Linked DNA regions of Homo sapiens: region 1 is linked to region 2. Evidence: chromatin contacts called from ENCODE Hi-C or POLR2A ChIA-PET data. All regions are on one chromosome and are shown on one strand. Each heading gives the region's core, a stretch centred on a gene start or an enhancer-like site at or near the end of the contact. The rest is flanking DNA. Distances are from core to core; before and after follow the strand shown.

Region 1 (3,808 bases), core at 1,296-3,795, 170 kb before region 2:
CAAGTGAGTTAAAGTGAGTAATGACTAAAACTCAGACTTAAAGATGAAAAGAACAGGACTACATCCTCAATCAGCTACAGAATTTCCATTCCCTGCAGCAACAAGGGTATGGGAGAATCAGCTAGTTTCTTTTCTTCTTTAGTCAACTTTTAGCTGGGCACTTGGCCATCTGAAAAAGACAATTCCAAGCTCCTGCACCCTTAGGAGGGCTAAGTAATGAAGTTCAGGCCATTAGTAGGAAGTGATCAGAAGTGCTGTGGGCCGCCTCTGGGTAGTACTCTTAAAGCAGTGGTTCTCAACTGGGGGTGACTTTGCCCCCTCCTCCCCCAGCCCAGGAGACATTTGGCAATGTCTGAGGACATTTTTGGCTGTCACAACTGGGAGACAGTACTGGCATCTTGTGAGTAGAGACCAGAGATGCTACTAAAACTCCTACAATGCACAGGACAACCCCCAAAACACAGAATTATCCAACCCCAAATGTGAATAGTGCCAAGGTGGAGAAATCCTTAGAGGGAAAGGGCATGCCCTTGGCTTTCTCTTTCCCACTGGCTGAAAGGTGCAGTGGTGCACCATCTTGGACCATGTGGGCCAAGGCAAGAAACCAGGGAGGGTGGAGCTATGAGACAGGTGGAGCTGCCATACTCTGGACTCCTTACACCCAGACTGCCATGAGATAGAAATACACTTCTCAACAGTTTGAGCCACTCCTCTTCTGGGTCTCTGTGACAGCAGCCAACTAATATTCTATCTAATGCCATAGTATACCATATATATTGTATTTTTTCATTCATAGAACCAGGAATCACTCTACCTGAACTATATCCACTCTAGGCCTGCATCCTTCTGCCTTTCCCAGGAACCCCCTAAGCTCTTTCTCCCTATCTTACCCCTCTCCATCTTTCTTTCCTGCCTCTCTAGATGCTGGCTTCTTCCTTGAGGTAGAGATTGCACCAGGCCCCATCTGACTTATCTGTCTCAATCCACACCTGACTTTTCCCATAAGACTTCACCCTCCTACCATCTCCTGCTTCTATCCATAGATATCTCATTTCCTCCCACATCCATTTTCTGAGGTGGAGGAATAATCTTTTCTAAAATAATCCCCCTCTATATACACATACTTTCTGGCCCTTACCCTGCTATACTGTCTTCATATAACTCACCACAACATACAATTCTATTTATCTGCTTATTGTCTATGTTCTACACAAAAGATTTAATTTTATGAGCCCCAAAACTGTATTGTTTACTACTGTGTATCCGGTAAATAGAATACCACGGTACAATAGAAATGCAATGCATGCCACATATATAATTTTAAATGTTCTAGTAGCCACACTAATAAAGTAAAAAGATAAAGATCAAATTTTAGTCTTTAACCTCAATAGTCCTTCTCTAAGATGTTATCACTATAAAGAAATTGAGGTATTTTACATTCTTTTTCTCATTCTTCTTCAAAATCTAGAGTGTAATTTACCCTTACAGTGTATCTCAGTTCAGACTACTACAATTCAGGTTCTCAGGGCCACATGTAGTGGTTACAATGGACAGCGCTAACATAGAATACTTGGCACATAGCCGGCATCCAGTAAATATTTGTTAAAGTTAATATTCTTCTATACCATTTTAATTCTTCTGTAGTCCAGGAATAATACAGTAATGTCACGTCATTAATACCACCCAATTGACTTAGCCATTTCCTTGTTGGGCATTTAGGTCTTTTCCAATTTTCACTTTTTAAAATAATTCTGTAATAAACATCTATCTGGTTCGTACCTGTTTTTCCTTGGAATAAATTCCCAGAAAGTATTAAATATGGTAATTGCCCCAGAAATGATATGTCACGTAAGACTTCTAATTGTTTATGCTTGGTTCTTGTTAATGACTCTTGTAATGTTAACAGGGCAGGTATTGCTGTGATGGTTATAATTACAAACATATTAGTACTAATGTTTTGTCTGCTGCAATGCATCAGGCACTCTGCATTAGGTTATGCATATCTTATAGATGAGACACACGAGGCTTGGGGAAGTTACAAACTTAGCACTGGACTCGCACTCAAACTGAGATCTGGGTTAATCTATTTTCAAAGACTGGGTGTTTTACGCTGGGACAAATTAAGAAACTAAAACTGTTTTAGTTAAGAAAGAAAACAGAAAGGAAGAAAGAAAAGGCTAAGTAAAGACAAGGGAAGGAAAACGAAGAAAGCTGAGGAAAGGACAAAAAGTTAAAGGCTGGAAACCCGGGCGGTGCAGAAGCGACCCTTATCTCGCCGGTGCAGAAGCACCGTCCGACCCCCGGCGCGGGTGCCCGCCACAGTCCCAGTGCCCCGCCCGGTGCAGCTCCCTCTCCGCCGGCCCCGCCACCCGCAGCCATCCCACGCCTGCCGCCCCGGCGCTCCACTCGGGGTAGCCGATTAGCAGGCAGCTTCCGGCCTCCAGCACTGCACCGCCTGCGGTGCGAACGTGACGTCCGCGACACAGGGGGGGACTTCCGGCGCGCCGCGCCACGCCACGTGTTCCGCACCGGAAGCGCGCTTCCAGTCGCCCCGGCAACAGCCGCCTCCCTCGCGTCCCCCACTCCCCCTCTGTCTCTCCAAGGAAAACTAGGCCCCTGCGCGGCCAACGCCCAGGATCCGCAAGCTGCGCGCCCACGAGGTGACTTCGGGGACGGCTGGGTTTCCTTTGGGGAGTGAGGGAGGAGCTTAGACGCCCCGGGCCCTGGCTTCTTCTGATGCGCAGAGAGCCGAGGTCTTGGACGTCACGTTGCTCTCATAATTATCTTAATCCCGCGACAAAAGGTGGGGCCGGAGGCCCATGAGATTCCTAAATCATTGCAGGTTAATTGTGAGAGGGGACCAGTCCCAGAGGCTCTCAGCTCTGCAGTGCTTCCGAATCACTGGACGACTCTTTAAGAATTCTGATCCCCGGGCCCCCATCCCGGACCAATGAAATCAGAATCTCTAATAGTGGGGCCCTGGCATCGGTAGTTTTTAAAGCTGCCCAGGTGATTCTGGGGTGCCGAGAACCACCGTGTTAAGGTCTGTAGGTGAATTCGGATTTTGCCCATCCAGTCCAGTATCTGAATAGAAGATCGCCCAGGACAGCCACATACTTGAAGGATGTCTAGGATATTGCCCTCTCTGCTCAAAAATTCGGGTTTCTTTCTTTTCTCTTGCACTTTAACCTCTGCAGGAGGTCAGCTTTTGGTGGGAGTTATCTTGAGACATCTGGCGCCTACAGTTTATGGGCCTTGTGTCTCTGCCCACTTATCAGTAATGAGCTGTAATTGAACCAGTGGCCAACGAAGTGCATTTTAGCTCTGAAATCTTGATGTTCCCTTAGTACAGATCAGATGGTTCTGAACAATTTTATTTTTTTCAGGAATGATGTTTTTAAACTCGTTTGACAGGCTAGGCTGTGTATTCAGCTGTTCTTCATCTCAAATCAGAACAATATTACTTAAAAAATCTAGACTAAAGATTAGTAACGCAACACTTCTAGGATTATTTATGCTCACAGCCCCCATGAATTGTAGGATGAGAGCTACCCTTTAAAAATACTATTTTTGCTAGCATAATTTATCGGAATAACAGTCTCTTTGTAATTTCAATGTGAACAGAAACCATATATTTTTAAAGACTGCTGGTTAGTAACTTGGAATAAGCATAACTGAAAGCAAGTTCACAGGTGTATAAATCCCCTCTGTGTGTTCATTGCTGTGCTGGGGAAGTATACAAACTAAAGTTCCAGAGAGAAATGTTCATTCTGAAACTGTTCTATAGATGGTGATTAATCATTTTGGG
Region 2 (3,899 bases), core at 1,265-3,764:
GCCCGGCTTGACCTCTTCCTACTTCTAACTCCCCTCACCATAACCCTCCATAGCCCCTAGTAACTTCTATCCAATTCTCTACTTTTATGAGCTCAACTTTTAAAAATTCCACATACAAGCAGGATCATGAGGTATTTGTCTTTCTGGGCCTGGCTTATTTATTTCACTTAATATGATGTCCTCCAGGTGTATCCGTGTTGTCAAAAATGACAGGATTTATTGTTTTTTTTATGGCTGAATAGTAGTCTGTGTTTTTATCCAAGCAGTCAGAAGCAAAGTGCAGAAGAGAATGGGGTTTTTTTCTTTCATTTTTTATTTTTACTTTTTCTTTTTGAGACAGGGTCTTGCTCTGTCACCCAGGCTGGAGAGCAGTGGTACAATCTCAGCTCACTGCAGCCTTGACCTCTTGGACTCAAGTGATCCTCCTGCCTCAGCCTCCTGAGTAGCTGGGACTATAGGTGTGCACCACCATGCCCAGCTAATATTTTTCTTTGTTTTTTTTTTCTTTTCTTTTCTTTCTTTCTTTCTTTTTTTTTTTTTTTTTTTTGAAGAGATGGATTTTTACCGTGTGGTCCAGTGATCTGCCGGCCTCAGGCTCCCAAAGTGCTGAGACTACAGGCATGAACCACCGTGCCTGGCTGAGAATGGGGTTTTCTTTGCCTATTGTAATGGAAACATAAATCCGTGAATTTGGCCCGTGACCTCTTTGCTGTTTTTTATCACAATGTCATGAACTGCTTTGCAGTTTACAAAGTGCCCGCATGTGCATGTGATCTTTACAACCACCTTGTGAGCTAGTGAGTTTACTACCTGTATTTTAGAAACAAAGAAGCAGAGTTGAACTTGCATTTAGTGACATGGAGGGTTGGGTGACTTTTCCAAGTTGTGGAGCCTGTTCATGACCAAGTTGGATGCCTCCCAGCTTTTTCACTATGCAATCTTTGCCACATTTATCACATACAGTAGTCCCCCTTTATTCACGGTTTCACTCTCCATGGTGTCAGTTACCTGTGGTCAACAGTGGTCCAAAATAGGTAAGTACAGAACAATAAGATAAGAAAGAGAGACTACATTCACATAACTTTGATTACAGTATATTGTTATAGTTGATCTATTATTAGTTATTGTTGCTAATTTCTCACTGTGCCTAATTTATAAATGAAACTTTATTGTATGTATATACAGGGAAAAACACTGTATATAGGGTTTGTTACTATCTGCAGTTTTAGGCATCCACTGGGGGTCTTGGAATGTATACCTCATGGATAAGTGGGGACCTGTACTTTACTATACGTTGGAAGCACACCTTTCTGACTTTCTCCCCTGAAATCCTTGTTTACTCTTTAATTCATGCCATTCTCTGTCTTTCATACACAGTATGTGGGAAGGGTGATGCCCATAAGCCACTCTAACTTCCTGCACTCCCTTTCATTTCTCTGTGGGGCTCACCGATGAGTGAGTATATTTCCAGAACATCATTTCTGACATCATCCAAATCCTCTAAAGCAGCCTTCCTTTAAAAACTCCAACCCTGGAATCTAATCTGCATTTTTGGAACGTTTGCAATATGCTGAAGTCAGAGCTACTCCCTTTGCTGTGCCCCACGTGCCTGGGCACCAGCCCCTCGGCTCCACCACCTGATGTGCAAGTCATGTCAGTGTCCTCCCAAGATTCCTTTCACTTCCCCAACTTGGTGCCCAAGGGGGATCTGCACTGGGTCTAGTGCAGCATCCCCCCTAACGTGCTTTCTACAAGAGGGAATTGGCAGCAATGCTAGGCAAGGCGATTCAGAATCAGCGACTCTACTTTTTTGCTGAATAAGACACTGCAGATCTATTTCGCTGATTTATTTACATTATTCTGCATGTCCTTGGAGAGATGGCAGAAGGTTAAGGGACAGCATCGATTCTTTCAGATTCCTCAAGGCTCTTGCAGATTTCCCATGGTCCTTTGTACTACAAAGTGGGAGAATCAAGCATCAGATGACCTTTTCAATGTTACTCTGTTGGTTCAATCTGTAACAACTTTTTCTCTTGTCTTCACCAACCTCTCACTGCTTTCCACAAAAAATGAACCATGGCCTGCTATTATTTGTTTTCAATTCTGAATATAATAAGATATCATAAATTGCTTTCACGAAAGTACTGATTTGATTATCACTTATGATACAAATTATGAAACTGCAACATGAGTGTTTTCTCTCTGATTCCTTTCACCATTTCACTGCAGACTTGAAAAGGGACCAGAATGGACCAAAAAGAAATTATTTCTTTGTTGTTTTGCCAAAGACCTTTCCTTTCAAAATGCACACATCCTGGAGTTTTGAAAACTGCTATAATTATCACAAGGCAGTCTTTCTGTGGGAAGAAAGTGAGTGAATTTCCCATTAGGAGATCATGGTTAAAATAATCTCTCGGCTCTGGGACCAAATGGAACTAGAAAGTGTGTTCAAAAGCTGCATTCATTTCAGAAGGGAGAAAGAACAACCTTTCTCATAATGAGCCTTGGGAAGCAGCCAGCGTGGAAAAAGGTCACACAATTGCCACTTTGGTATCTGAATAACTACTCTTAGCTTACTTTTGCTTGTGGTGTGATAGCTTTTGTGGTTTTCTCTGGGGCTGAATCCCTGCTGTCTTCAAGCATAGTTTTCACTGAGTCTGTCTTGGAAACCACTGTGCGTGTGGCATTGTCATCTACCATTTTTATAGGAGACAGAAACAGTTACTCTGACCCAAGTGACTGAAATGCAGCTCAGTAAATTTTTTTTCCCAATAGTCTTAGCATGTGGATAGGACATTTGTTCTTATCCAGAAATGAAATGTGTTAAGATTGTGTGAAATTATCTGTATCTTTTGCTGCTCATTTTTCAAAGATTGCCCCGGAGGGTGTTTTGGTGAAATTATTTATGGAATATGTAAAAATGTTCAAGACCCTTTATCAGAACAGAACTGAGGAGGATGCTGTTCCTGAAGATTCTGCCTACTGCCTATCCAAGATGCAAAATATTAGTGGTATTGAAGAGAGATGAGAGGGGAGATTATTTTAAGGTTATGTGTCTTTCTACAATTATACCAATTTTTAAAGTGTATTTCCAGCTGGGCATGGTGGCTCATACCTGTAATCCCAGCACTTTGGGAGACCAAGGTGGGAGGATTGCCTAAACCTTGGAATTTGAGACCAGCCTGGGCAATGTAGCAAAACCCCATCTCTACAGAAAAAAAAAAAAATCACAAAAGTTAGCCGGGCATGGTGGCATGTACCTGTAGTCCCAGCTACTGGGGAGGCTGGGGTGGGAGGGTCACTTGAGCCCAGGAAGTCAAGGCTGTAGTGAGCCGTGATTGTGCCACTGCACTCCAGCCTGGGTGGTAGAGACCCTGTATCAAAAAATAAAAATAAAAAATAGTAAAGAATATTTCCACAAATCAGAAGTGAAAGAGACAGCTCTTGGAGAAGGGTTCATATTCATAATACTTTTCTCATTGCTTATTTTCCAAAAGCTCTAAAATGGACTTCTATGTATTACCACTGCTTCATATTGCCCACCTACCCACCTTGTTGCTCCTGTCATCTAATGTTATGAAAATAGTGTTTGGGATTTAAAGCGGAAGCCATGGGTTGATTTTTAAGAAGTCACAGAAGCCAAGACTGCTGAGCACTCTGGTGTCATCAGAATGAACATTCCCTGACTCCAGTGAGTATCCTGACGTGTGTAGTTAACTCTCACAAACTCAGGCACGTGAATGATCTCAGCAGAAGAGAGAGAAGGGCCAGTGGTTTACCCCATTGTCTCTCCCCTCTTTCAACATGGGTCTTGACTACCTTGCTTCCAGGAAGCAAGGGTGACAGCTGAAAACCAACCGGAAGCGTTATTTTTGTTGTTGTTGTTTTTTGTTGTAGTT

What was found. A loop is a pair of places that touch in the nucleus more often than their neighbours do. ChIA-PET counts read pairs that join two places held with the same protein, here RNA polymerase II (POLR2A). Pooled maps may share reads with other maps.
Region 1: a loop to region 2 is called in a pooled map, with 2.5 times the contacts of the local background. The contact joins the promoter of GEMIN8 here to the enhancer-like site in region 2. A Hi-C loop is called at or near these places in 1 of 168 maps with a recorded cell type or tissue (GM12878), 10 of 37 single-sample maps with no recorded cell type and 8 of 50 pooled maps. POLR2A ChIA-PET finds 5 or more read pairs at or near these places in 2 of 52 experiments (MCF 10A and WTC11).

What each region holds. Positions count from the first base shown.
Region 1 is chrX:14,028,629-14,032,436 of GRCh38, reverse strand. It overlaps GEMIN8 (gem nuclear organelle associated protein 8), which reads left to right and starts at 2,545. Exons shown (of 5, transcript NM_001042479.2): 1 at 2,545-2,660. RefSeq lists silencers at 2,205-2,344, 2,379-2,578 and enhancers at 1,955-2,455, 2,456-2,956.
Region 2 is chrX:13,862,191-13,866,089 of GRCh38, reverse strand. It overlaps a transcript of GPM6B not described here. Among named protein-coding and RNA genes, the nearest start is that of GPM6B, 47 kb to the right of the region's middle. Within about 2 kb of position 2,514, at least 2 of the 41 ENCODE cell types and tissues checked have a DNase peak (open chromatin) inside an H3K27ac peak, as active enhancers do.